2 separate regions of the Homo sapiens genome follow, and region 1 is linked to region 2. Evidence: chromatin loops called from intact Hi-C (ENCODE). Cell type or tissue: MCF 10A. All regions are shown on one strand. Each heading gives the region's core, and the rest is flanking DNA. Links, peaks and the distances in the headings are about the cores only. Region 1 has its middle 29 kb from the start of MIR466. Region 2 has its middle 75 kb from the start of GADL1.

Region 1 (15,747 bases), core at 3,290-11,289, 160 kb after region 2:
TGGAAAAGTTAGCACCAACATGAATCTTCACTAAGAAATCTTACTAAATTATCCTGTCTTCCATTCATTTCCCCTGTTATTAACTTTCCCACAATGTGCTGCCCCTAGAGCTCAACCTCTGCTTTTCTTTGTCTAGTCACTTCACAATTTATCACTCTTTGTTAAAATGGTATATAAGCACTGAGTCAGCTTCTTTGGGTTTTCATTTCCTTTATGTAGAGGCCTCATGTATGTAAAATTAAAGTTTGTATGCTCTGTCTCCTGTTAATCTATCATTTAACAGTTCAATTCACAGTCCTCAGACGCTTAACCTAAGAAGAAAGAAGAAAAGCTCTCTCCTCCCCCACAATGTCAACACTATTAATGAATGTCAGATATTGCTAGAGACTCAGGGTACAGGATGAATTGGGTTATGTTTTTTTCCTTTCAGGAAAAGATCTATTGAATATAGGATACCTGGATGGAGTCTTAAAAGGTGATTCAGTATTCAGTGACACAGAAATGTGGGGGTGGAATACAGGGCTATTCCATGTGGAGGACCGCGCTTAAGTGATTACATTGAGGTAAAAAAAATAGCATCAAATGAGCTTCAAGTGCTTGGTATATGATAGGTGCTCAGTAGACATTCTTTTTCCTCTTTTGTGCCTTCTTCTCTAGAAATAAACCCAGTTCATGCCATAAGTACTATTTTAAAAAATCAAGAAGGTCCTATAAGTGCTCAGCTACTCCAGGTGTGGTCTATGGACAAGAAGCCTTGGCATTACCTGGGAGCAAATTAGCAATGCAGCATCTCAAGCCCCCATTGCAGACCTGCTACATTAGAATCTGCAGTTTAACAAGATTACCAGGTGATCTATATGCACATTAAGGTTTGAGAAGCATTGCTAGGGGATAAGGTATAGGAATAATTTCTCTGGTAGGTGGAAGGATGGTTCCAGAAAGCAGAGAGGTTTGTGGAGAGCTCCTAAAATGTGACGGTTGCAGTAGCAGTGAGGTAAGGAAGGGTAGGGCATTTGCACATGATATGGGATGGTTGATTAAGAGCTGCTACTTGCTGCGGATTTACCTCCAGGTGTCCTTTATCCTCAGTAATGTCTCTTTTCACTAAGTAGCCTATTTTCTCCTTGTTGGTCTTGTTCTTAACCTGACTTCCATTTCAGACAAATGTCTTATGGCAATTTAGGAAGCACATTCTTGATGCAAATGATAAAAGGCTCAAATTAGAAGTCCAGGCCTTCTTTAAACAAGATTAACCAGCTCCTGCCAGAAGTTGAAAACTGTTAAATTAAGTTTCTTAGTAGGGCCTGCTGAGCTTCTTTTCAACCCCTTCTTAGCACCACAGCAGCGTGGAACTCCCAGAGATAAAACCCAGTTTTCATGCAAGGAAATTGCTAAAACCTACAGTTTGAGGATGCAGGAGCAAGTGCCTCGCCTTTGAACAAGGTAGAAGGAGAGAGAAATAAACTACCACTTCCCGTAGTGCTAAGGGACTGTGGGGAACTTGTACATATACAATCCTTGCCTTGGCAAGTATCTGCTAACTCTGGGCTAGACTTTTTTTTTTTTTTTTTAACACATTTCACTCTTCCTGCACTCCTCATTTATGCAATTTAAATAATCACGTAAAAATTAGGTAGGTAATGTTAGGGAGGAAAAGTTTTTTCTCTACCCACTTCAGTTCAGCACTTGGAGGAGTGCAAATTAAACTGACAAAAGATTAACAGGAAAAAATAGACTAGGTTTATTCACATACATTTATTCAGGAGCTTACAGAAAATATGGCTCAAAGAAGCAGTTATAATTTGGGGCTTATATACCATCTTAATAGGAGAATGGGAGGGAGAGAAAAGGCACTTATGGAAAAATGAATGACTCGGCACAGATAAATTGGCCCTTAGGAGAACAGATGGGAAGTATGACAGTTTTATGGTAATGTTAGTTCATGTGATTTATCTGGTGATAGGAATCAATCCCACCCCCTCACCCCCCACAAATAATAGGAATCAATTCTTCCCCTACCCCATGTAGGAAAGCCTCTTTTGAAGGAGAATCTATGGCAGTTGAATTCTTTTGAAAGGCTCTGCTTTTTCAGGCAGATAAGGGCAAGGTGGGGGTGGGGGTGTCAGGCAAAGCCTCCTTCTGCATATGTTGATTCTCAAATGTCTTGAGCTCAAAATAATTTTATCCCATAGTGGTATATTCCAGATCCCTTCACTCATTAAGAAAATAAGGGGACATATAAAGAACATACATGCTGTCTCTAACACACACACACAATCTCCCACTATTGCCCCAAACTGGAAATGACTATTAACATTTTGATTTACTTGTTTTTCAATCCCCTTTCTGTTCATTTTTTTGGCACATGGTTGAGATTATAATACATAACCAGTTTTGGTTCTTACTTTTTCAACTTAACATTTTCGACTTAACATTTAAGAAGTGTATATGAGAAAAACTTTTTAAAATTTAAAATTATGAAATCTTTCAAACATAAACTGAAGTTCAGAAAATAATATAACAACCACCTGGGAACCCATTGCCAGGATTTAAGAGATGTTAACATTTTACTATATTTGCTTTGAATTACTCTGAAAAGAATATGTCACAAACGCAGTTAGGGCCTCTACTCACTTCCTCAAGCCTTGTTACAATCACTTCTATTCAAGGGTCACCACTGTCCTGAGACCGGTACATTTTATTTTCAGGTCTATTTTTAACTTTTGTCAATAATACATACTAATATTTGGTAAGATTTTAAATTTTACATAAATGGTATCATGTTGTATATATCCTTTTGCAACTTTCTTTTTATCATTCAATATTAGGTCACCTTGGAAAAAAATAGTCTTTTTTCCATTTAATTATACAAATGGAAAGTAGGTATCTTGTTCTGTTGGAAAATGTTTTAGCTTTACCAGGGCCGAGAGCTTAGAGCTAGCGGCAGTGGAGTTAGGAGGTACATCACATGATGTGTTTATTTGAATCCATTAATTGATAAAGAACTCAAGGAACATTCTGGAAGAAATAGCTGCAAGGTCAAGACCCCATTTCTCTTAAGTTTTGAGTTGTATATGTAGGGGAGTAAAGGTAATCTTTTCTTCCTCACTCATCACAAGCTTTATGGGTTAGACCCCCATAAGAAAAGACAGATTAACAAAAGAAAAGCATAACAAATTTGTTTTAAAGGTTTTGTATTACATGGGAACCTTCACAAATGAAGACCCAAAGACTCAGGGAAAACTGTGTTTTTATGAACTGTGGTACAGAAGCGTGAGGAGGAGGACAAAAGGGTGTGATTCAATGGTAACATACTGGGGAAAACTCAGCAAGACCTGCTTGTTCAAAGTTTTCTTGGCCTCTAGGTATCAGGCAGGATCCCTTTGGGATGAGGGTCTTATGACTTATTTTCAGGGGAGGTAGGTCAGAGAATTCTTTTATGGCCTGCTTCAGGGAAACGTCATGCTTATTTGGTTTTCTTTTTTCTTTTTCTTTTCTTTTCTTTTTTTTTTTTTTTTTTTTTGAGACAGAGTCTTGCTCTGTTGCCCAGGCTGGAGTGCAATGGTTCACTGCAACATCCACCTCCCAGGTTCAAGCGATTCTCCTGCCTCAGCCTCCTGAGCAGCTGGTATTACAGGTGCCCGCCATCATGTCTGGCTAATTTTTGTATTTTTTAGCAGAGACGGAGTTTCACCATGTTAGTCAGGCTCTGCTGAAGTCTTGAACCACTCAAAGTCATTCACAAGGCTTGGAATAAACTTTTTCCAAACTCCTTTTAATGTTGACATTTTGACCTTCTCTCATAGATCACAAATGTACTTACCGGCATCTAGAATGGTAAATCCTTTCCGTTAGATTTTCAATTTACTTTGTCCAGATCTATCAGAGTAATCACTCTTTATGGAAGCTATAGTTTTACAAAATATAATTCTTACATAATAAAACTTAAGTCAAAATTATTTCTTGATCTATAGGCTGCAGAATAGATGTTGTGTTAGCAGGCATGAAAACAACACTAATCCCCTTGTACATCTCTATCAGAGCCCTTGGGTGACCAGGTGCAATGTCAATGAGCAGTAATATTTTGAAAGGATTATTTTTTTTTCTTAGCAATGGGTCTCAATGGTGGGTTTCAAATATTCAGTAAACCATGCTGTAAACAGATGTGCTCTCATCCAGGCTTTGTTGTTCCATTTATAGAGCACAGGCAGAGTAGATTTAGCATAATTTCTAAGGGCTCTAGGATTTTCAGAATGGCAAATGAACATTGGCTGCAACTTAAAGTCATCAGTTGCATTAGCCCCTAACAAGAGAATCAGCCCATCCTTTGAAGCTCTGAAGCCAGGAATTGACTTCTCTCTAGGTATGAAAGAACCGATAGCATCTGCTTCCCATAGAAGGCTGCAGTGAAAATCTGTTGCTTAGTGCAGCCATCTTCATCAATGAACTTAGATAGGTCTTCTCAGTAACTTGCTACAGCTTCTACATCAGCACATGCTGCTTCATCTTGCCCTTTTATGTTATGGAAATGGCTTCTTTCCTTAAACGTAATGAACTAACCTCTGCTAGCTTCCAACTTTTCTCCTGCAGCTTTCTCACCTCTTTGCCTTCATAAATGGCGTTAAAGTCTTGTTTTCGATTAGGCCTTGGTTTAAGGGAATGTGCTGGTTTGATCTATCCAGACCACTAAAACTTTCTCCATACAAGCAATAAGGCTATTTTACTTTCTTATTCATGTGTTTACTGGAGAAGCACTTTTAATTTCCCTCAAGAGCTTTTCCTTTGCATTCTCAACTTAGCTAACTGTGTGGTGCAAGAGGCCTAGATTCTGGCCAGTCTTGGCTTTCAACATCGCTTCTTTAAGCTTAATCATTTCTAGCTTTCGATTGAAAGTGAAAGATATGCAACTCTTCCTTTTACCTGAAGATTTAGAGGCTCTTGTAGGGTTATTAATTGTCCTAATTTCAGTATTTTTGTGTCTCATGAAATAAGGAGGCCTGAGGAGAGGGAGAGAAACAGGAGAATGGCCAGTAAGTGGAGCATTCAGAACACATATGATATTTATCAATTAAGTTCACTGTCTTATATGGGCATGGTTCACAGCACCCCACAACAATTACATAGTAACATCAAAGACCACTGGTCACAGATCATCATAACAAATATAATGATGATTCTTGAAATATTTTGGTAACATAAAAATTACCAAAATGCGACACAGAAACATGAAGTGAGCACATGCTGTTGGAAAAACTGACTTTCTTGATGCAGAATTGCCACAAACCTTCAATTTGTAAAAAGTGCAATATCTGAGAAGCTCAATAAAGCAAAGTGTAATATAATGAGGTATACCTGCATATCATAATTTCAAGAAAAGTTTCGTTTTTTTGTTTGTTTGTTTGTTTTTGAGATGGAGTCTCGTTCTGTCACCCAGGCTGGAGTGCAGTGGTGCAATCTCAGCTCACTACAACTTCTGCCACCCTGGTTCAAGTGATTCTCCTGCCTCAGCCTCCTGAGTGGCTGGGATTACAGGCACACACCACCATGCCTGGCTAATTTTTTGTATTTTTAGTAGAGATGGGGTTTTGCCATGTTAGCTGGATTGGTCTCAAACTCCTGACCTCAGGTGATCCACTTGCCTTGGCCTCCCAAAGTGCTTGGATTACAGGCATGAGCCACTGCACCCAGCCCAAGAAAAGTTTTTTAAAGAGTAATTTTATATTGTATTTCAAGCTGGTGAAGTGAAACCTACATATGAATGATTGTTAAAGTCTTAAATGTATTTATCAGAGCCCAGTGCTTCTAGCTGAAGATTCAGGACACATCTTCATTTTTCTACTTGATGCAGCTCATTCTCATAACCTAACCATTTTCTAAATTTTCTCTCAACAGAAATAATGTTACTTCACTTCTCCACACACTCTCTCCTCTAGCCTTCTCTGCATTTTTATTAGAAAATGCTAGAAATCTGTTAAAAGAGATGATCAAGCATGGATGGGAATGAAGGCATTCTCAATCTCCAGGACAACGACTTTAGGGCAAATTGATAGATTTGAGAGCAGATGGTACCCACCACACATGCCTTTCCCAAGGGAAATGAGGCCCAGCCTTTGGCATTGTCGCATCTATATTTAGCAGCCTGAATTTGCCTCATTGAGGTCTCGATGTGCACTTTACAAAGTGTCTTGGTACTGCTCACAATAGAGAAGTATCAAACCAAGAATATTCCTTTCAGCCACAGGGCCCTGCTTTCCACTGGACATGGCATATTCCCATGGCATGCCTTCATTTTTGCTCTGTGTGTGCATTTTTACCCTTTTCTTCCCTCTAATACTCTCCCTTATGTAGTTTTTTAAGGCAGGCTCTTTGGATCACTTAATTCTGTTCCAAAACTTGCCTCTGTCCTGCCGACAACTCCAAACTTTTCCCATTAAATTCCTGTTGGTTAAACACTTTTCTTGTCAAGTCCTCACTAAAAGATTTCAAATCCAGCTGAAAGAATTCCTTTGACTGCATAGAGAACTACTTCCTTCCCTGATACAACATGGGTCCAACGGCAATAGCCAGTGCCTATTTTAGGTGGGCTGCAGACCTTGAAACTTTCCAAATGTAAAATGTACCTAGATACAAGGATTTCTATGTATTACTAGAAAAAGTATGCCCTAGTAATACCCTTTGTTCTTTGCAGCATGACACCTAAATTACTTTATTCCAGCATAGTGCCTGACACATAAAATATGTTCAATATATGATGCAGAAGGAAAGAGAAAGAAAAACAGTAAGAAAGGGTGGAAGGGCAACATGAGACTAAGTATCTCTTTGTAGTCCAGAAGTCTCTTTTGCTTTTTTCAAAATTAACTTCTTTGGCAAAATATTCTGTAAAATAATTATTCTAAAATCAAAAAGAAAACCCACATATTACAGCCTCTTCTTGGATATTTGCACATGACACTATTAAAAGTGCTGGGAAGTCCTGCATCAGAGAAACATGTTTGATTCTGTTTCTTCCAGAGTATTCCATGGAATTCTCCTCTATGAATCCTTTTATTATAATCTATTCACATCCTACAGGACCAGTGTCTGTCAGAGGACACTTTGGCAAATGTAGCTTTAACTCAACTAGATATGATTTAGAGACTGCCAATGTAAACTGTTCCCTGCAAAGAGCTTCTGAAACCATAATTATCAACTACATAAATGCCTCTGAGCCTGCACCAGGATCATCCTGATTAAAATACTTGCTCATATGAAGTTAAGAGCATATGAACTATTATACTATAAATTTTGTGCATCCTAAATATACCCTGAGCCTTTGTTGGGAGGATGCTGTTGAGGATGCTGGCAGCTAAAGTCATGCCAGGCAGTATGGTTACAGTCAATGGGTGTGTAATGTTCCATTCTGGGGGTCATTAAAAATGAACCACATGATTGAGAGACACATTTATTTTTGTATCGTATGATCCTGGCATTCAGTTCCATTCTGCGTCATGAATTTAACACAGCCAAACAAAGCATTGATTACTCCCTTCAAATTCAGTTGGAGCCTGCCATGTTTAATGAGAGGGAAGCAAGAGATTATTGAGACCACAGTTTGCCAATGTCAGTTAGCCAATGATAAAGGCAATCTGAGCCTATATTACACAAAAAAGAATGGAAAGTTGGCCTGCTTGTGGTGTCCCTCATGCCACTGGGAGGGAGGCAAGTATATGACTTCTCAGATTTTTTTTTTTGTCACCAGATGAATAGTCTACCTGTTACCTCAGTGTGAGGATGGACTGACATCTAGTGGATAACCAGGTGATTGATATTTTTGTTATAAATTGCACTGTAGAAATGAGTAAGCTGCATAACAACGGTACTTGAGAAGGTAGAGTTTAAATAAAATTTGAATTATAAATATAGACTTTTTCCTCATGGTTGAGACCAGTTAATTAAATTTGTATTTAAAGTTAATATTATATTTTGAAGATGTTTCCCATTAACAATACTGTCCCATTGTCTTATGAAATAGTGGTCCATAATTAGACACCTACCAAAATTAACAACTATATATGTAAAGACAAATAACATAATGCCAGAAACACCCAAAAGATGGCATGGAAGGATTTTTATTTTATACATTTTTGGAAAAGAAAAATGTCTATTTCTCAAACACACATGCGTCAGTAGATTGTAGCCACCTGCCAGTAAGGAATTTAAGAATTTTAAGAAATTTGGCTAATAATTTACAAAGCTGAGTACAGTTGTCTCATGTGCTACTCTGATGGGGGAGAGAAGGGCAAAAGATAAGGTTTATGTGTCCAGTTTCCCTTGTATCATTGGTCAAGAGCATCTGTGATATTGATCTTACTTTTCTGGTTTATTGAATGATACCTTGTAGGAAGTAATTAGTGTTAAGATGTGAGGAGAAAAAGAGACAACATCTGTCTCTTCAATTCTTGAAGTGTGAACCAACTGAGAAATAAATTAAAGAAGTAAATTAGACAAAGATTTAAAAATACAAGTTTTATGCTTGGTAAAGCAGATTGAAGAATGCTGTTCAAACTCTGCCCAACATAGATCTTTCTAATACTGCCTTTTCCTCCTGGATTAAATGTATTCTGAAATAATTACAGTGCTTCTGTCCAGTTCTTATCTAGTGTCTATGTTCTCCAGAATTGTATGAATTTCTAACAACCTCTATATTTATCCTTCTCTAATATACAGTGGTAAAACATTATCAAAAACTTGGAAATAAGGTAAAGGGAAAGTAGGGTGTTTTCTCAATGCCATACTAGAATTTTGCTGAATAGGCCTACACAAAGGATTGTTTAATTTTCTAGGAGAATGTATCTGTTTTTGACTTACTACACATATGTTAATTTGTAGAATTTTGTACTGAAAGATTGAATATACAAATAGAAAGTTGCCAGACCATATATAAAAATAGACCTCTGATCCATAGCCTGCAAAAATCATCCCCGGAAACCAACCCATAATCTATAGGAAGCCAGCCTACTTCTGACTTATAGCCAGCCTGATTTACAGGAAATCAGACCACCATCTCTAGTAACCATCCAGGAAGCCAAAAAATAGCCCCTGTAACAATTGGCCCAAAATGGGTAGGACTAGATTAATAACTGACAGTTTCTTTAATTTCTGTTTCTGTTTTCAACTTAGTACTAGCCAGAGAAAGCCAAATATGCATCCCAACCAATCACATGGGATGCACCATTTCTAGTTAGCCTGCCTTCAGCTCCCCCATGACAGCAGCCTTCAATCAGAGTACCCCCAAAGCCTTCCCTTTTTACCACTATAAATAAGATTTTTCCTCTGCCTGCCTTTGAGTCTCTTCCAAAATACAAGTAATAGTGGCTGACTCCCTTGCTCAGCAAACTGTGAACAGTAGCCTTTGTTTCTTCTCATTTTGCTTGTTGTCATTTACTTCCATCTTCCACTAGAAAAGAGAACCTTAAAAGTTAATGTTTATTGCCCCATAGAACATTAACCAGTTTTCTATATAGCCTAGCAATCTTATTTTAACATTTTTTTTTGCTAGTGTCTAGAAATAACTGTTCCTCATATATTCTTGGAACCAGTTTTACTATCTCACTTGTTCTCTCATTAATAGGTTGACTAAATTGCTGACAAGTAGACGTTCTACATTTGCATGGCAATTATGCTTTTAACTCTTTGAAAATTACACATCGACAACAGAAAAGAAACAGAATGCCTGTGAGCATCTAAGAAGAAATTCATGTCTATATTTTACCTGTATTAAAAGCTGTGTTAACAGAGGAAACTGGATACTTATTAGGTCTACAAGGTGTCTTCAATTTATTTTAATGTTGTAAAATTGCTGTGCCATAGTTATTTGTTGAAGAGATTTACCAAACTTTCTCAGATCATGGTCTATTCGGAATTACATAGCTCCGAGTGACCCAACTTGAAACTTATATTCGTCAGTTTTTGCTATTTAACAACCCCCAAATCTTACCTTCAGCATTTATTTTTCTTACTCAAATGTATGCAAGTCAGTTTGGTGGTTCTGCTTTAGGTGTGGGTTGGGTTCAAATCTGCTCTACCTCTGGTCCAGAGACTACTAGGGACAAATTCTTCTCGTGGTGATGACAAGCAAGAGAACAAGCTCAGCCACACAAGCAAACCTCAGCTATGTCATGCTTGCTAGTATTCCACTGGCCAAAGTAAGTTACCTATCTAAGCCCCAGGTCAGGGGACAAGGGAGGTATACCCCTCCTACAGCAAGAAGCACTGCAAAGTCACATGTTAAAGTATGGACGTATACACCTCTAACAGGGAGGGAGTAATATAATCTAATCCACCGCAAAAACAAAACTGTAAAGGAAGAAAGAACACTGTTGATCAGTTTTCAGAGCACTGGCATATAGTCACAGACCAGATGTGGGAGAAGGCAAGTGGGGATAGGACTCATTTCCCAGAGTGAAAGACCCTCAGTTGGTGTAATCACAGATCTTGAAAATCTGCAGAGCTATTTGGCAGAGTGAAAATCATAATTTCAGAAGAAATTCACCACTAAGCATTAATCAAGCTTTAAGCCTTGTGGCAGCCTCTGTAATGCAAATCTCAGGATGTGTCAGAATAATTATGCACTTTTGCCCTATTGTGCTCCAGTTCCCAAAAGCATTGATTAAGGTAGAAGTAAACAATGCCCTACTAGCAGAAACCGAGTCCATGGAATTAGAGGACAAGTATATTCCGAATATACTAAGTAACATTTATGAAAATCTTATGCAACCCAATTCTGAGCAATGTATGATTCCCTTTTCTCTTTCATAAAACTAAATGAAAGCTAAAGTCTAATTCATTGATATGTTTATATATACTCCATAGTTGTCAAGAATTATTGTCTGTTAAAATGCCAGTAGCTTATTGATTGTAATAGATAGCTTATTAGGCTTAAATGTTATTTTTTATATAAACTTGACCAAACTTTGAAAATGCTCTATTAAACAAAATTAAGAGAGGTCATTGTTTTGGACCGAGCTTCTGCACTAAGGCCCCAGCAGACCAGACCAGACTGAAATGGGGTCACTAATGCTAAATGCCACATCATCAGACTGAAACTTTAAGAAAGCAAGCAAATGTCCAAACAGACCAATGTTTCCTGAAAACAAGAGATTCACAGCAATCAAGTCTACCTGAGTCAGCATAAGTTCCCTGTGCTTTAACCCTTCCAAGAAAAGTAACCTGTAGTAAACCAGTGTTAACCAACCTGCTTTTTAAAAAATTGTTCTGTTTCCTTGTTCCCACCTTACAAAAACCAACTGTTCTCTCATGCCCCGCAGAATACTATTCTATTTTATTAAATAACGTGTTGCCTGATTCTAGAATCACAAACAAAAGCCAATTAGATCTTTAAACTAATTTGGGGGGAGTGGTTGTAATTTTGTCTTTTGACAGCTCTTATAAAACTGATTAAATCCATTTTTTTACTTCCAATAAACGATAATCAATACCCTTTTCCATGTAGCCCACCCAAATATCTGTGTCTAATTACATGGCCAACTGTTGCAAAACTTTAGATACCTAAAAGGAAAATACTTCATTCTGCCGCCCAAGTTGTATTTTCACTAACCATTATATTCTTGAGATTCTCCCATTGATAACATGTGGTTTTAGTTAACTCATTTTCAGTGCTATATTGCTTTCCATTGTTCATATATTCCATTTTTAAAATTCAATTTTGTATTAATAATGATTTTGAATTATTACCACACTTTGTCACCCCAAAACATTCTTGTTTCTTATTCTGTCATCTATCTGTCATCTATTAGTGTCTCAATGCTAATACTTACTTCCTAACAGACATGCATCATGGTTGGAGTTTAGCCTTAACTTGTTGTAAAAATGGAGAAAGAGGGACTTGCTGGTGTGATCTGTTGCCCATCCACAACAACATCCTATTAATGATAAAGGCCAAAATGATTGTAGTGAGAGAAACATTCAAGATGTTCTAGTCTGGGCCAGGCTTTGTGGCTCTTGACTAACTTGCTCATGCATCTCTGGTCATTTGGTGGAAGGCTGATTTGTCTAGAATGGTCTTATATTTCTACAGATAGGCTGGCTGTTGGCTGGGTCACTGAGCAGCTGGCCACGTGTCTCTCATCTTCCAACAGTCTCCAAAGGTAGGGTACCAAGAGAGAACAGAAGCTCTCAAGGCCTTTTGAGTATACATATGGGCTCTGAACTGGCACAACATCACTTCCTCCATTCTATTGGCTAGAGTAAAACACACAGATAGCTCATATTCAAGGGCAGTATTCCAGCTATCAATTTCTATGCAAACCACCTCAAAACATAGTAGTTCAAAACAACAATCCTTTGTTTTGCTCACAAATCTGCTCTTTGCAGAGCTTGGTACAGAAGTTCATCTCTGCTCTAGTAGATATCAGCTGGGAAGCTGAACTAGGGCTGAAAGATCTACCTCCAAGATGGCTCCATCATCTGGCTGGCAAATTTCTCTCCTGTGATACTCTCCAGGGGGATAATGGCCGGGTCCTAAGAGCAAGCATCACAAGAGACAGGAAATAACAGTTAAGTTTCTTAGGGCTTGGCCCAGACACTGGTACAGCGCCACTTATACTACATTCCTTTTGTCAAGCAGTAAGTACCCAGATTCAAGTAGAGGAAACATAAACCCATCTCTCAATAAAGGAGTGTCAAAGAATCTGGGGACTGTACTTTAAAATTGCCACAGGCAGTCTCTAGACCTCACTGTTGATGGAAGAGATGATAATGTCACCTTGAAAAGGGCATGAATGCTGGAAGGCGGTTAAAGAACAAAACCCTTTTCGCAATCTATCACAGTGTGAATAGGGAGAGGGAAGGAGTTTCTGATTCAATATTTTTTCTGCTCCTTTTAACTAAACTATTATTTATCTTTTCAGCTTTATGTTAGCTATAACTTTACCAAAAGGTAAATTTAGAAATACTATTCTTATTATTTAAATGGTTTAGAGGACTTTAAATAGGAAGCTTTTATAAATGTTTCCTTTTTATTTCAAAATAAATATTAGCACTTTAGCTCCCCTTGAAAGACGTGAAATCATGTTTTATTGATGGGATAACTATTATAAAACAATAGTGCATGTAATCATCTTATTCCACTTGACGGGATGAACATAGCCATTTTTCACACAGAAAAGACAGTAAAGTACTCATTTACTGCTGTGTAATCAATTTAAAATTTCTCATTCATATGAGCTGCAGACTCATTGATTAGACATGGAAACTACATAAGCTGTGGCAACCCTGAATTTTCCTTTGGCTGTCTTCTCTGTGCCTTATGGAACACAATTGAAATGACCTAGAGGCCAGTAAAATGGAATTACTCATCAGCTTTCCCCAGACCCATTCATACCTGCTCAAACATTGCTCCATGGGACACAATCTTTTCTTTGGGGAGAAAATCTAAGTCACACGCATCTTTTAAATTCCCAAATCCTTGTTTTCCTCTCCTAGGCAGGAATCTGATTTCAGAAGAGGGATTTGACCTTATGGAAGTCCAAAAAATAAAATATTGATAGATAGCGACCACATAGTGTGGTTTGGTAAGCTGCATAGTAAGGTTTATACCCTCTAAGAAAATAGCACTCCTAGGGAGCGTTGAAGTGGTAATTGCTATGATTCATTGAGCATTTGGTTTGGGCGAGTCTCTGCATTATGAGCTTTTCAAATGCTTTCAGTTAGGACTGCATTTGGCAAGAAGAAACAAAATCTTACATGTAATAACTCTTAAAAAGTGAGCATAGAGTATGCTTCTATACTTATAGAAGCATAAGTATGAGGCAGCATCATGATACAATCAGGAACCTATGCTTCTTTCTGTTGGGATGTTCTTATTTTGTGGTTTTCATCTTCATGTTTGACACCATGGTGTTGCAAGTTGGCTGCTTTGTCTCTAGATGGAAGCTACTATGACAATCTTCCTATGGGAAGCCTGAGATTCCAGACAACACAAAGGAATCACAGAAAAGAAATGGAAAAACAAAAAATAGAGACTGGAGACTTTGTTCACCTTGTTTTAGCCAATCCGAAAGATACTCTTAAATTATACATATCCCTGACCTCTTAAGTTACATGAGTCACTACATTCCCACCGTCCCCACTTTTTTTTTTTTCTTTTAGGTAGGGTCTCACTCTGTTGCTCAGGCTGGTGTGCAGTGGTATAATCATAGCTCATTGCAGCTTTGAACTCCTGTGCTCAAGTTATCCTCCCACCTCAGCCTCCTGAGTAGCTGAGTAGCTAGGACTATAGGCATGTGCCACCACACTTGGCTTTTTTTTTTTTTTTTTAATTTTTGTAAAGTCATGGTCTGCCTATGTTGCCCAGGCTGGTCTTGAACTCCTGGCCTCAATCCTCCCACCTTGGCCTCCCAAAGTTCTGGAATTACAGGCATGACTCCTGAAACAAGGGAGGCACGAAGTGTGCCCAGCCTCCCTTTCTATTAAATAGATTGGAACTGAGTTTCTTGTCTTATGGAATTGAAAGAGCCTTAACAGACAAAAACCCCATTTTGCAGATGAGAAAATGTGAGAGTCTCCAGATCTATCTAAAAAGAAAAAAAATTAGTTGCTCTTTCCATTCACGTAGCACAAATTCATACAGTGAAAATTTGGAATATGAGGAACTACGGGGATGAATTTGTGAAAAACTGCAAAAGTGATATTTCAGGAAGAATATACAGCCTTGAATAGGTATAACAGCAATAGAGACTGAAATTTATTGAGCTAAAAATTTAGAAAGAGAACACCAGGATAAATCAAAATAAAGGAAGAGGAGGATAAAGAAAAGAGCAGATAAGTTAATAAAACAAAAACTAAAGATAAAAATAAAGAGGATTACAAAATTATAATGGAAGTTTAAAAATATTTATATGTAAATTTAAATTAAAATTAAATCTATCAAAACTTGTACATTGAGGCAAAATTGATATCTGGAAAGAAATTTATAGCTCTAAATGCTTGTATTGGGGGAAAAAAGCTGGAGGTTAATTTTTTAGACATCCAATTTAAGAATTTAGAGGAAAACAAAATGAACCCAAAAAGTAAAAAAAAAAAAAAAAAAAAAAAAACGAAGAAGAAGAACATAAAATAAGAGCAGATCAGAGAACAGGATCAAAAAGCCAAAGCTGGTTCTTTGAAAAGTCTATTGAGACAGACAAAAGCCTAGTAATCATTAGCCAGGGGTAGAGGGATGGGAAGAAGAAGGGAGAGAAAAATAAATAATATTAGGAATGAAAAGAAGGGCATATGAACAGATTCCACACAGATGTAAAAAGGAATAAAATAACATTATAAACAATTTGTATTACAATGAATTTGACAACAGATAAAATGGACACTTACTAGAAAAATATAACAGTACTGATTCAAGAAGAAATATAACCTAAATTGTATGAGAAAATAGAACCAATAATTAAAAATCTGTACACAGGGAAGTCATTTTTCAGTCAGGTTCTATCAAATTTTCAAATAAATGGTTCCAAAATACACAAACTCTTCTAGAGACTTACAGATGAAATATTAGTCCCCATCCATTCTAAGAAAGCAAAATAACTTTGTCACCGAAACTAGGAAAGAACATGAAAATGACAAGCCAATTTTATTCATAGAATGTGATCCAAGATAGGAAAAAAATCTTAAAATCACAAAACTCAATAAACATAAGCAAAAGCATTGACAAATTATATATTAAAATTAATATCCATTCATCATAAAACACTA
Region 2 (15,747 bases), core at 5,183-13,182:
CTGCCAGATACCCTAAATCATCTCCCTTGAGTTCAAAGTTCCACAAATCTCTAGGGCAGGGGCAAAATGCTGCCAGTCTGTTTGCTAAAACATAGCATGAGTCATCTTTGCTCCAATTCCCAACAAGTTCCTCATCTCCATCTGAGACCACATCAGCCTGGATTTCATTGTCCATATCATTATCAGCAATTTGGTCAGAGCCATTCAACAAGTCTCTAGGAAGTTCCAAACTTTCCTACATTTTCCAGTCTTCTTCTGAGCCCTCCAAACTGTTCCAACCTCTGCCTGTTACCCAGTTCCAAAGTCACTTTCACATTTTTGGGGTATCTTTTCAGCAGCGCCCCAGTACTAGTACCAATTTTATAGTATTAGTCAGTTTTCATGCTGCTGATAAAGACATACCTGAGACTGGGCAATTTACAAAAGAAAGAGGTTTAATAGACTAACATTTCCACATGGCTGGGGAAGCCTCACAATCATGGCAGAAGGCAAGGAGGAACAAATTACATCTTACGTGGATGACAGCAGGCCAAAAGAGAGCCTGTGCAGAGAAACTCCCCTTTTTAAAAGCATCAGATCTCATAAGCCTTATTCACCATCATGTGAACAGCATGGGATAGACCTGCCCCCATGATTCAACCACCTACCACTGCATCCCTCCCACAACACATGGGAATTCAAGATGAGATCTGGGTGGGGACACAGCAAAACCACATCAACTTCCATGGCTTTTTTTCATTCAAATTGCAAAAATCTTTTTCATATCTCTTGGCTTTTTATGTTTCGTCATAAAACAAGATTTTGTCTTTCCCTATAGAATCTGCTTCCTTTGGGACTAAAGACCAGTATACAGCATAATGGCTGTGATTATGGCTGGATTTCTGACTCTGTGTATTAGTCCATCTCACATTGCTACAAAACAAAACCTGAGACTGAGTAATTTACAAAGAAAAGAGGTATAATTGGCTCACAGTTCCACAGGCTGTACAGGAAACATGATGCTGGCATCAGCTCAGCTTCTGCGAAGGCCCCTGGAAGCTCGCAATCATGATGGAAGGTGAAGGGGGAGCAGGCATGTCACATGGCTAGGGCAAAAGCAATAGAGCTAGGGGCGAGGTGCTACACACTTTTAAATGATATCTCACACAAACTTACTATCGTGAGGACAGTACCAAGGAGATGGTGGTAAACCATTCAAGAGATATCTGCCCCCATGATTCAATCACCTCCTGCCAGGCCCCAACTCCAACACTGGGGATTACATTTCAATATAATTTGTACAAAGATATACATGCAAACTATATCACTCTGATACTTGCCAGCTGTGTGAGCTTAGGCAAGTTGCTAACCTCTCTGTGCCTCACCTCTCCATCTGCAAAATGTAGATGATAATAGCTGTTGTATTAAAGAAGTTAATACACATAAAGTCTCAATATAGGTCCGTGTTGTACAAAAGTGTAGTCATTAGCCATATGTTGCTGTTTCCACTAAAAGTAGTTAAATTAAAATTCACTTCCTTAGTTATACTAGCCACATTTCAAGTGCTTGATAGCCAAGTGGGACTAGTGACATCCATTTTGGACAAAACACATATAGATATTTCCATTGCCACAGAGGCTTCTAGAGCCTAAGCACTTAGCAAGTTCTAAATAAAAGCTAGTTTTTATGCTCCAAGACCCAAATAAGTTCAATTGCCCTCATCAGATTCTTAATCTTCAGTCAGATCTCCCTCTAGGAAACAAATAAAAATTGTAAAATTTCAGTCACTCTTTGCCTTGTCTTCTCTTTTTCCCTTCTTTTTCCTTCTTTCCTTCCTCCTTCCCTTCCCTCCTTCCTTCTTTCTTTTGTTCCTTTCTTTATTCCTTTGTTCCTTTCTTCCTCTTTCCTTCTTTCCTTCCTTTCTTCCTTCCTTCCTTTTTTCCTTTGTTCTTTCATCTTTCCCTCTCTTTTCTTCTCTTCTTTCCCTTTTCTCTCCACCTCTGTGGAGGAAACCAGAGAGTTTCCTGGTTGGGATTTCCTAGTAAACTACCCTGACTCTCCAAGTTTACTATTACAGTATAACTATTACATTGGAGCCCAAAAGCCCATATTACTCACACCAACATCTGGAAAGTTCTCAATTTTGTCAGAAAGCTGAACGTGTCTTTCCACCAACTTCATCCTTTCTCTCTATCGAAGCATAAGATTTTGACAAGATAGATGTGCTTCTATTAAATTATTTGTAGTCTCACTGTAATGAGATCATCCTAGCATGATTGCCATGGGCCACTGTCTAGGCCTCAAAGAAACAGGCCAGAGGAAGATTTCTATTGATGATACTCGTGGAAAAAGATGTGACCACTAGTCCTTTCAAAAGGATCATAACAGATATTGATTCTTAGTTTGGGAGTTTGCCTCATTAAAATACCAAACAGAATTCTACGGGGAATGGGCTATATTGATTGGTTTGTTTTGTTTTATAGGTTTGTTTCCTATGTAACATGTAATTGTATTTTATAGTTGCTATAGTATGCAAGAATTAAAGACCTAATCTGGCTAAACAAGAATTGGCTTATAAATTATGAAACATTCTTTCCCATCAAACTTCTAGATAATTAAACAAAAATTTAGGAAATGTTATCTTTGCTGATTGTTTTGTATTGTGGTAAGAGATAGAAGAAGATAAACTTTTTTTTTCTTCTTGTCACTGTTTAATTTTCTTAGCAATTAAGCCACTAGTAATGAGTTTAGGGATTTCAGAGAAGACTGTTTTTTTCTGAGGTCTATTAAACTGTCTTTTTTTTAAACATGATTTTGCTTCTAAAATTTGAAAATGAGTTGCCATCCAATGGCATGATGGAGGCAGCACAGGTTCTGAAAGTATTCAGACTTAAATTCAAACTCTGTATTTTCCCTTCTGTTTCAACTAAGGCAAGTTACTGAATGGGATATTTTGAGATTTTAGAAAGTTGTTCTTCTGTACACAAGTAGATTTAAAATAATCACTTCTTCCTCCATCTTTTCAGTAGATAGATTGTACTTCAGGTGCTTTGATTCTGCACTTGGCCATCTGACATGCTTTGGCCAATGGGAGTTTAGCAGACATGCTGTAAGCAACATCTTGAAAAATGCTTGCATGTTTGGGCTTGCTCTCTTAGTCTTCTGCCACAGCTGTGAGAACATGTATTAGCCACCTGATTCCAAGAAAAGAAACAGAAACACCTAGAGCAGAGCCACTCACAGCCAACCACAACCTAGATTGGCTGACTCACAGCCAGCCCTTATATTTGTGAATTAAATAAGTGATTATTGCTGTATGGTGCTGGGATTTGTATCACAGTTAACTGATATAGCCTCTCAAGCTTCCTTTACGCATTACCTTCTCCCATTGTTCATGAGGATGGTTCTCTATATGTATTGCCCTTACAGATGAGAAAACACACAGCCAAGAAAAAAGATCAGTTGATGTGCTGAATGCATATGTATATATACAGTAGCAAAACCATTCTTTCTCTCTGCAAGAGTCAAGTTTGTTGAGACAGGAAAGAATTTATGGTTTCCAAGAAGTAGCACCCTGGAAGACTAAGAACATAGCTTTTATACTATAAAACGTATGCTAGGGAATAGTGCTACTAAAATAGAATAGACCACAAGAAAATAAGATGACAGACAGAAGGAGCAAAGATCTGTTGGGAGGTGGCTAGAATTCAGATACAAGAGACCTTAAGAGGGGCTAGCTGAGTCTAACAAAAGAAAGATGAGGAAAAAGCCTAAGTAGGATTTATTTGTGGGTTCTTTTTCTCTTTCCTTTGTTTAAGCCCAATACTACAACTTTCTTTTGGAACTCAAACATCTAATGTGGCACTATATACTATAGATTCACAGTGGCTGAGGGAGTTATCAAGGTAGATAAGCTTAGAGAAGCCTCATAAAACCTACCTACTTCAGTGATAGGTGGTAAAAATAGGCAATGGGTTTGCATTTCATCCTGGGGAATCCTTGTACGTGAGCACAAGGAAGTGGTGATGAGCTAGAAGAGAAGAAGAGACCAGAAAAACTGGAAAAGGAGCACATGGAGACAAGGATCTCAGTACAGATGCTAGGGCTTAAAAATGGGAATACGTCTTAAGCAGAGAAAATGGGATCTTTTCTGGATTGAAGAGTGTTAGCCATTAAGTTCTCAAGTCCCTGTCTTATTTGACATTATCCAAGAAAGAAGCAGAACACAGGAAAATTTTCACATCTGAGGATAACACTAAGGTTTTCTGAGTAATAAATAACAAGTATAAGGAAGCTATAGAAAGATCCCATGAAATCGAGGGCTAAAAAGTGGCAGGTGATACTCAATATTGATGAGAGTCTGATAAAATGTTTCAGGAAAATGATCCTTTACATGAAACAACTTCAAAAGTGTCTCTATAGCCCGTTGATTTATAAATGATTAAAAAGTCAGCCCATGAAGACAAAAAATGGGGAAGACAATATTAGAGAAAGGTGGAAAATGATAAATGAGTGTTAAGTAACTTGGCAAAAAAATAAAGCGTGCCGGTAATGTGAAAGCATATTCAGATTGTGGAGCCCAAAAACCCCCGAAAGCAGAGCTGCCAGATGAAGGGTAGGGCAGACAGCAGAAGAACTGGTAAAAAGCTTATATCAGGAGATCCTCTCTCCTGAACCCTCAGCTACCAAATGGCCTCCTCCTACCAGAGACAGAGACAGAATATTTTTCTCTAAATAAATTCAATGAGGGTAGGTCCAGTTCCTGTATGGCGAGGCACCATATTGAAAACAGAGAGCTAAGGAAATAGCTACATAATTAACAGGCATATCCCCATCCTTCTCTACCCGTTTACAGCATGCTAGCCTACAAGTCTGTAAGTACTAGGCAGGTGATTGGAAATATTTCCTGTAGAAATAGATTAACCCTGGAGAAAGACCCACAGATTTCCCTATTGCAAATGTCATGCCTGATTCAGCTTCATTGAAACACAATGGTTTGACCAACCCATATATGCATAGATTATAATCAGCTTTTTAGTACTTTATAAAATATGATTACATCTCCAAGGATCACCTGATGTTTGTGAAAAGTTTTTAACATCAAAGACTGAGACTGGGTTGGCTGCATGTAATCATTGACCAGAAATAACAATGCCTTAAATATAAGAGGAATGACTAGAGCTCCAGATACCATGTCCAATTCCAAGCAGTAAGGAAGGAAAAAGGGCAGAAGGGTAAAAGGGCTAGCCTTTATTTGTGTCAACTCCCTTTAAGCAGGTTCCCCAGAAGCCCTACAAAACACTTCGTTGGCCAGAACATGCTCATATGAATATATCTAGCTACAAGGGAGGTTGGAAAATATAGACTTTCAACAGGATAAATATCTCTCCTGAATAATATTGTTTTATAGATGAAGGAAAGAATGAACTTTTGGTAAACAACCTGCATACACACACACACGCGCACGCGCGCGCACACACACACACACACACAGGCTGAATAAAGTAACTTGAAAAAAATAAGATTGATGTACTAGAAGCAGAAAACTCCAAAATATGATATTTTCAGAAAGAAGATATTTACCCATGAATAAAGAACAGATTTCTATTTAAAAGAAAAGAACAATAAAAAACCACAGAGCTCCTTGAAATAAAAAAGAAAATACAGTAGTCACAAAAGAGGGGGATTGTGGACTAAAATATACAGTTGAAGAAATCTCACAGAAAAGTGAAAGCAAGAAGATTAAGGAGAAAAGAATAGAAAACTAGAAAATCCAGAAATCCAAATATTTTAATAATAAGTGCTTAAGAAAAAGATGTCAGGAAAATTAGAGGAGTAAAAGAAATAATTAAAAGCTTTTTCTGAAGTATATGTGTTTCCATTTGAAAGTGCACATTGAATGTTCAATAAAATAAGGGAGAAAAATTCACACAAGATATATTATCATGAAATATCAGAACACCAGAGAGACAAAATAAAATTTCCAGAATGAAAAGAAGTATTCCCAAAGCAATACTGAAAGATATAATTCAAAATTATCTTACAAAATGTGAAGAAAAACAATATTCAGCCTAGAATTCCCTACTCAGCCATACTAGCAATCGAATAGGATGGAATAATCATTTTCAGACATAAAGTGACCAAAATATTTACCTACCATGCACTCTTTCCCAGAAAACTACTGAAAGACGTTGACCATTAAAGTGATGGAATAAACCAAGAAAGAAGAAGATGGGAGGGCTGGGAAACACAAGATCCAACACTGGAAGAGTAAAAAATTCTCAGGATAAGGACAGAGGGAAGTCTCTGGATGTCAGGTGTGCAGCAGATCTAGAGCAACCAGTCAAGATTGTCAGAGGAGGATAGAGTGTTCCAGAATAGATGGAATTAAGCCAAGATGTTAGAATTGATGAATAAAATTATCCTGAGAGAGCCTTTAAGTTTCTAGCAAAGAAAGTTTAGATCCATAGAATACTTTGCAATTAATAAAATTATAGCAGCTATTTTCTTTAATGAAAAACCTAAAAATTTGTATGAGAAAGGCTATATAATGCAGGATAATTCATGGCTACACTATGAACAACATTTGCAAAGCTATAACAATATGTAAAAGGTTAATTTAACCAGAAATTGTGATGTAACCATATTAGGAAGATGGGAGAGGGGAGTTTAGGGAATATATAATAACTTTAACAATAAGCATGCTTAGAAATGGAGGTAAATATGAGGAAAAAGAGCTACAAAAATTCAGAACAGTTTCCCCTAGGGAGTGGGACTCCTGAAAGGAGATAGGTGCTGTACATTCCCATTGGTGTTTTTCCTGATAAACATTGTAGTAGTGCCATTTGACTTTTAGAACTATGACACCTATTATTATGATAAAAGAAAAAAATTAGGCATGTATGCAGAAGCAAATAAAACAAAATAGTTTTATTTGCCCCTTTATCGAAGACAGCTTCTAGCCAGCATTTCAAAAGATTGGGGGGAAAAGGCCAGGCGTGGTGGCTCATGCCTGTAATCTCAACACTTTGGGAGGCTGAAGTAGGGGGATCATGTGGTCAGGAGTTCGAGACCAGCCTGACCAATATGGGGAAACCTCATCTCTACTAAAAATACAAAAATTAGCCAGGCGCAGTGGCACCTGCCTGTAATCCCAACTACTCGGGAGGCTGAGGCAGGGGAATCGCTTGAACCCGGGAGGTGGAGGTTGCAGTGAGCCGAGATTGCACCACTGCACTCCAGCCTAGGCGACAGAGCAAGACTCCATCTCAAAAAAAAAAAAAAAAAAAAAAAAGATTTGGAAGAAAAAAAGAAGGAAAATAATAAGAAAGTGTCAACCTACTGTTTAAATACAGCCTCTACATTCTTGTACTCAGACTCCACATGCATTTCAGAAAAGCTTTATTGAAGCAGAAAAATACCCAAGAAGAGGTTCATGTTAATCCAGGATTGAAACGGCTGCGTGATAAGGGAACCACTTTTGCCAACAAGCTGCTCTTCCCATTACCCTAAAGCAGAGCTAGTTATGAGATAAGACTTTCTGTCTGGGGTCAGGCACGGTGGCTCACACCTGTAATCCCAACATTTGGGGAGGCTAAGGTGGGCAGATTACCTGAGGTCAGGTGTTCAAGATGAGCCCAGCCAACTTGGCAAAACTCCATCTCTACTAAAAACACAAAAATTAGCCAGGTGTGGGTGGTGCATGCTTGTAGTCCCAGCTACTCAGGCAGAGGTGGGAGGATTGCTTGAACCCAGGAGGCTGAGGTTGCAGTGAGCTGAGGTCGAACCACTGCACTCCAGCCTGGGCAACAGATGGAGACTCTGTCTCAAAGACTTTCTGTCTGAGAAAATCAAGACTGAAAAGAACATTGTCAAAATTTAATGTTATGAAATCTTCATAGAACAGTTGACCATAAGGAATAAACGTTGTGTAGAAGGAGTAGAGAAAGGAACAGGCAATGAGGGCATCCCTTAAACCCTTCCCTCATCTTTTCAAATAGAAAAAGTATTTTGTAACAGAGACAAATGTGATAAGGCAGTAAGGAGTACAGTTAATAAGCTCCATGAATTACAAAGCTAGTTCAGTGTAAACATCTGAAATATGTCAAGAAGCACGCCATTGGTGAACCACTGATACAAACGATATGGATCAATCTCAAAAAATGTGATGTTGAGTGAAAGAAGCCAGTACATGATGTATTCATTCATTTTGCCACTCTTCTTTAAACTATACATATATGATTAATATACTTTTATAGTATGATATATCTCCCAACGTAAACAATTCTGGAGGTTCACTCCTGCAATATTTCTAGAATATAGTGTTTTTACCTAAAAATACTGGTATCTATGGAGTAGGTCATTAATGTTTGCTGAAAACCTAGTATACTTTTGCTACTTTATACATATCACTATACATAATACTGAAAGTAACACTGAATTATTTGTCATTGATATAAATTAAAGATTAGAACATTAAGGCTCAGAGAGATGAAATAACCTTGCCCAAAACCTAGACATGCACGCAGATCTATTTGACTCCAGGGCTGCTTCTCTTTTGATACTGCCAGATTGTGAGTCATTCTGTTCTTTTATTTTAAGGGCATTTCTAAGAGGAAACCAAGGATTATTTGGAGTTGTGTACAAAACAATTTCAGGGAAGGGCAGTTAAAACTCTTCTCTCCCAGGAGATGGTTGGTATCCTTTTTGCCACACAACTTTTGTCCCTGCAGAGGGCACCTGAGGGCCTACTTCAACACAGCTCTTCTGCCATCTTTCACTCTTCTGAATAATTACGTGTGCTGATGTTCTGAGAAAGTGCCATCCTAGAAATTAACTTCATCAATAATACGAAAACATTTTTCTTTCCTGGTGGGAAATTAAATGAGAAAACAACTGATCAATGACTAGGAAAAGCCAAAAATTAACAAAACTTGAAAGCGATGGCTGAAACTGCTGGATGTGTTAGATGAATTATGTAGAATATTCCTAATGAGATGCACTAGGATCTGACTCTTGCCAAAGAAAGTAAACAGAACCTTGGTGATTTATTTAAAAATTGTTTAAATTCACTTGATCAATGGCTGAGGCTCCAGAGGTGACACGACCTCCCCAACATTGCTCTTCTTTCTGGAGAAAAAATAAATTAATGAAAGAGAGATAACTAAAGTTCCATTTCTGATCACAAAAAATTGCCTCACTTTGATTCTTTAGGAAATCTCTTTAGGTTGGATAAATGGCAGAATATAGAATCTTCCCTCTTCCCAGCCAGTTTCATTTTTAAAAGCATCAAAATGAAGCCTCCAGAAGGGAGATAAGTGCTGCTGCAGACAGCTGCAAACAATTAATTCTTAAAAACAAAACTGAAAACAGACTAATTAATTTACAAAGTGTGCAGGGTGTGTCAAGAGTGCAGTAAAAATCCATCCCACTTAGTGTCCACCCGTATTTCGGTAAAACAGAGCATTTGCAAAGTGCTATATATTAAATTATAAGGCAAAACTATGGTGCATAATTCTCAGATGCCCGCATATATCTCTCTAATAAGAACAGTTTACCTAAAACCATTTATAATGTAATAAATTTCTTAATATTGAATTGGTAAACATCTGCATAGCCCATGCTACCAGGACTGTATCTGTGAAATTCTTAGTAAGCTGGTTGGCTCAAACCAGGGTGGTAGCAAAAGACGTTCTGAGGAGGTAAAAGTGTGGATCCATTTTCAAGATAGAACCAACAGGATTTTCTCACAGATTGAGGTAGGTCATGAGAAAGAGATGACTCAAGGATTTTTGACTTGAGCAAATAGATTATGAAGCTTCTGTAAAGCGAGATGAAAATTATGGGTGCAGCAAATTCATGGGGACAGGGAAGCTCAGTTTCGACATGTTGATTTTGAAATATCCACCAAAGCTCTAAGTAGAGAGCTAGAGTAGACGGTCGAATGTATCAAGAAAGAGCTGGGGAGAAAGACAATAATTATTGTGTGCACACTTGGTTGCAGGGACTTTATATTCATTACCTCATTTAATTCCACAGAAGTTTATGTGTTAGCTATTCTACCTGTTTTGTTTTATATTGTTTAATAAAAAAAAGTATTGAGTATCAAAGAATTTGAATAACTTGGTAAAGGCCCTACAGCTGATAGATGGAGAAGCTGGAATTCAAATTCAGGTCATCTGATGCCAAACCAAAGTCTATGCTTTTGTTTTTGCTAACCATGCACCCCAGGAAAATGCCCTTTGCATTTCTTTACACTTTGGAGAAGTGAATATTTCACCTACTTTTATTAATTAGAATGTAGGTTGCATGTTCTAGAGACTCCAAACAATAGTGGTTTAAATAAAACCATTGAAGCGATTGCTCTTTTACATAAGACTGGAGACAGGCAATGATGGACTGTTGTGGCAGCTCTGCTGCAGGGCTCATTTTGGGACCCGGGCTCCCGCTATTTTCTTGCATCACCATATCCATGATAGTTTTCTTCTCTGAACAGATCAGAATAGTTGACTGTCAGGGTTACAATCCAGGCAATAGGATAGAGGAAGGGAGAAAGAAGAGCCCAATCTGAAAGTTGCACACATCATTTCCACTCATATCCTATTGGCCAAAACCTTTGGCCTAGCTTCAAAGCAATCTGGGAAATATTATCTTTACTTTGAACATCCAAATGTCCAACTAAAAATCAGGATTTCTAATACTTTGAAAGAAAAGAGGAAAATAGATGTCAGAGAACAGCAAGCGTTGTTTACTACTTTAGTACAAGGTGGGCCAAATCTCTTAATGTCTTCAGATGAATGCTTATGAGATAAGTTCATTTGATACAGATTTTAACTTGGAAAAAATGATTAAGATTTCAATTAATGTGTGAACCTGAAAAAATGCCAATTATTTCATATAAGATAAAAGGAAACACAGTTTTCAAAGGATGGAGACAAAGTGAGTTTGTTAACTGTGTTTATACTATTGCTATATGGAGCCACCACTTCAGCTAGTAACAAAAACACTTGTCATTCTTGGCCAGGGTGAGTCTTGAATGACAAGAGTTTTGAATTATCAGATGTTTCCAGTAGTGCGTCTGTCACATAAACTGTGACCACCCAATAATTCTAATTTTCCTTTCCATGATCCAATATTCAGACAGTTTTGTTTTTTTTTTTCTTAGAGCAAAGCAGATCTTGTCAAAATAGCTACTATTCAAAACAGGCTGCCAGTTTTAGGAAGATAGGGTCAAAGAAAACAAGATCTCCTCTCCTCTCTGCTTCTATTATTAAGTAGAATAACAATGAGAGTAATGACAATGAGGAATGAGAGAAAATATTTAAATGTAAGTCCCAAATTTGCATTTCTAGCTCAGACTTCTAGCCTAAACTGAACTCCAAATTCATATATAAAATTATCTCCACTTTGAAGTCTAGTAGATACAATTTCAAAATGTCTAAAACTGAATTCTTACTATATTGACACCATGCACACACTACCCATCTCAGTTGATGGCAGCTGCATCTTTCCAGTTACACTATCCCTCCATAGTTCAACAGTTTAGGTTGATTCTTCTCATTTTCTCGTATCTACATCCAATTTTCTAGAAAAGCCTTTTGGTTCCACCTACATACACATAATCTGATGACTCCCTCACTGCATTCACTACTGCTATCATGGAACCAACCGTCATCTCCTCTCTTGCCTGGATTATTGCAGTATCCTCCTGTGCTATCTCTACTCCCTGTAGTCTACCCTCAGCAAAGCAGCCAGGATGAAGCTTTTAAAATATGACTCAGATTATGTTCTTCCTCTGCTTAAAAGTCTCCAGTGGTTTTGCATATGCCCTGTAGCAGTGTCCAGAGTCTTCCTAGTGGTCTTCAAGGCCTGTGGGATCCGCTCTGCTACCACTATCCCCCCACTCACTCAGCTGAATCCACACGGGCCTCCCAGCAGTTCCTGGAACAGGCAAGCATTTCTGCTTCGGGGCACTTGCTCTTGCAGCCCTGCCTGAAATGCCCTTTCCTCCCATCGTCCCCTTAGCTCACTTTCTCACCTCCTTACGCCTTTGCCCATATCTCACCTGAGAAGTGAGGGCTCCCTCCGTCCCCTGTTTAATACCTCAACTACTCCCGTAATCCAGTATCTAGATTCCATTTCTCATATTCTTTTTTTTCATAGTGCTCATTATCTGTATTAATTTGCCATGTGTATTCTTTCTCCATGTGCATTTAGAATACCAGCCCCAAGTGGACAGGGATCTCTGCCTTGTTCATTACCACACGCCAAAGCCTAGAACAGGTTACTGATGGCACTCACTCAGCTCCCAACACACATTTGTTGGCTAAATATCTTTTTCAATTTATAAAGAAAAGAGATTTAATTGGCTCACGTTTCTGCAGGAAGCATGGCTGGGAGGCCTCAGAAAACTTACAATCATGGCAGAAGGCAAACAGGAAGGAGGCACGTCTGACATTAGTTTATTAAGTCAAACAGATAAATTTCACCCTATGGACCCTCTCAGTTTTGAGAACAGCAGTGCTACACTGCCAAGAATTCATGCTAAAACAAACCATAAACCTGACCTACGTCCCTAGTCTGCTGACTTTGCCCAAAATCTAAGCTCTTGCATTAGACTTTAAGTCCAAATGATATCATCATGGATTTTAGAAGAAAACATATATTGCCTTTGATTTTTATTTTTAAGGTGATAGTAATAAAGACCAGGCAGTATGAACACTGAATGCAGTGAACTTTGCTTGCACTTGCTGGAATACCCTAAACCAGCCTATTGGTTTTCCTATGTAGTTTCTGTAATTGTAGAGCAGTTGGAACAGGGCTCCGGCAAGTTACCAGCTTACCTATGCCTCAGTAAATCACTGAGCCTTAGTTTCCTGATTTGTAAAACAGGGGACACTCACAGCCTTGTAGGAGGGCTAAATGAGTATATAAACAAAAATTGCCAGGCACATAGTAAAAGTGCTATTTATTACCAGCTTGGATTTTACATCTATATCACTAAGCTAGCATTACAATAGAAATTAAAATCTGAATATCTGGGTTAAGAAAAGAAAACAGATGATGAAAATGAGGGTAGGAAAATCAAACAGGTTTGAATAAGCCAAGTTAACTTTTATCTTAATGTTTAAATACAAGATACTTCAAATGTAGGAAAGTAATACTTACACTAGCAGTATTACAGCCAGGTATTTTATTTTGAGGAGGTTTCCTTAAGTTCCTAAGTCCCTTAAGTTCTCCTCATTCTCATTCTCCTTTCTCTGGTGAATTTAGTGTGCAACCTACCAGCATATGTTTTATCCTTTTACTATATAGAAGCATTATACCTTTAGTACACGTACTACATGCCTATATAAACAATATAGTGATGTTTTGTTATTACATTTGTATGTTTCTGCTGCTACTCCATATGAAAAGGTATTATAATGTAAATATTAATCTTTTTTCTTAACATCAAATGTTGGTGATATATTCATCCTGGTTGACATAGCTTTAGTTCTGTATGGCAGGAGTCAGCATACTTTTTCTGCAGAGGGCTGAACAGTAAAGGACCAGTACTGTAGGCTTTGCAGGCCACACGGTCTCTATTGCATCTACTTGACTCTCTGGTTATGGTGTAGAACAGCAGCCACAGGTAACGTATAAATGCGTGAATGGGGCTGTATTCCAGTAAAACTTGTAAAAACTGGGGTGGGCCTGATTTGGCCCACAGGACGTGTAGCAACCAAACCCTGCTATATAGTATTTCATTGAAGAAATAAGGCACAATTAATTCTCTATTTTCATGATGTGATTATTAATTTTAGTTGTCAACTTGAGTGGGTTAAGGGATATGCAGATAGCAAGTAAAGCATTATTTATGGGTAAATCTGTGAGAATGTTTTTGGAAGAGGCTGGCATTTCAATTAGTGGACTGAGTAAAGCAGATCTTCTCTCAATGAGGGTGGGCTCCATCTGATCTGCTGAGGACCTGGATAGGGTAAGTAGGTGAATTTGCACTCTCTCTCTTCTGAAGCTGGGATGCCCTTCTTCTCCTGCCCTTGGACATCAGTACTCCAGGTTCCCTGGCTTTTGGACTCCAGTACTTGCACCAGCAGCCCCCCACTGGGTTTCCAGGCCATTAGCTTCAAACTGAGAATTACACCACCAGCTCCCTGGTTCTGGGGCCTTCAGTCTTGGACTGGGGCAAGCTGTGGGCTTCCCTGGTTCTCCTGCTTACACTGGGCCTATCATAGGACTTCTCAGCCTCCATAATCCTGTAAGCCAATTCCCCTAATAAATTCCCTCTCATATACCTGTGTCTATATCCTATTGGTTCTCTCTCTCTGGAAAACCCTGACTAATACACATGGTAATGGACACTTAAGTTGTCAACCATTTTTTTTTCTAAATCAGCCAATGTTTCAGTGAAGAATCGTATACATGTTCCCTGCATGCTTGTATAAAAAATCTTCTAGATCAGTGCTTCTCAACCTTTAATGTGCCTGTGACCCACCTAGGGATCTTGTTAAAATATAAAATCAGTAGGATGGGATGAAGGCCTGATACCCTTTTGGTCTAACAAGCTCCCAGGTGATGCAGATGCTGCCAGTCCATGGACCACATTTTGAAAAGCATGGCTAGACTAGAAAACTAGAGTAAAATTGCTCAAAATTATTAGATGTTGCCAAATTGCTCTTCAAGGTAGACAAACCTGTTTCCATACCCAGCAGGAGCATATGCCAGTTTTATTTCTATATATTCTCACCAAAAGTCTGAATTTTCATACTTTTTATGTCAGCAATTTAAAGAGTATGAAATTATACTTTAAATTTGTTTTTATCTGATACCTTCAGGTTGAAGATCTCTTCTATGTTTCTTTATGTATCTGGTCTTGTTCTTCTGTGTATATCTTGTTCACTTATTTGTGTTTTTTCTTGTTGCTTTGTATGAATACTTTTAAAATTCTATACATTGATCTTTTGCCTATTATATCCTTTGCAAGTATTTTATCCCAGTCTGTGTTTCTCTTTCCATGTTGTTTTTAGTATACAGAATATCTTAATTTTAATATGCTATAATTCAACCATATCCCCCCTTGATGTTTGCATTTTAGAACTTTGCTTAAGAATTTTTCCTAACTTCCAAAGCCATAAAGATATTCTATTTTCTTCTATCTATTGGACAGTTTTTCTTTTTCTATTTAGTTTTAAACTCATCAGAGATTGATTTATAAATGTGAGGCAAGGAACAAAGTTTTTTCCTAATAGAAAACCAGTTCTCCCAACATCATTTATTAAATAGCCCATCCCTTTTCCTTCTGCTGATTGTGATGTTTTGGTAAGTGTCTCTATCACTGGTGATATTTCTGTATATGTATTGGTCTGTTTGGGGACTCTATTCTGATCTGTTACCCATCTGCACATCACTACCACACTGTCTTATTTGCTACAGCTTTGTAAGTGTTGATGTCTGATAGGGTACCTTGTTTTTCTTTAAAACTATCTTAATTATTTTAGATGTTCACTTTTTAAGCTATTTTATTAACTATAAGTATATACATATAAGTGCACATAAGTACATATAAATGTAGCTCAATAAATTTTTTAAAACTAAATATACCTATAAAACCAGAATGCAGATCAAGAAAAAGAAGTTGGCTACCATCCCCAAAGCCTCTGTCATGCTCACCTCCTGTCGCTAACGCCTCTCCCCAAAGGGAACCAATATTATGAATCCAATATCATTGCATAAATTAGTTTTTAGTATTTTATGTAAATGGAAATATAA

Evidence for each region. Peaks named below come from ENCODE experiments on the same cell type or tissue, not always from the same donor. Only the 100,000 strongest peaks of a DNase experiment are listed, where the experiment ranks them.
Region 1: a loop joins it to region 2, with 21 times the contacts of the local background. A loop is called at or near these places in 9 of 110 quality-filtered maps.

The regions. Positions count from the first base shown.
Region 1 is chr3:31,124,580-31,140,326 of GRCh38, forward strand. No RefSeq gene overlaps it. Among named protein-coding and RNA genes, the nearest start is that of MIR466, 29 kb to the right of the region's middle. RefSeq lists an enhancer at 983-1,484. In MCF 10A, for the core only: a CTCF peak has its summit at 7,759 (motif pointing left); a DNase peak (open chromatin) is centred at 7,772.
Region 2 is chr3:30,961,675-30,977,421 of GRCh38, forward strand. No RefSeq gene overlaps it. Among named protein-coding and RNA genes, the nearest start is that of GADL1, 75 kb to the left of the region's middle. In MCF 10A, for the core only: a CTCF peak has its summit at 8,716 (motif pointing right); a DNase peak (open chromatin) is centred at 8,707.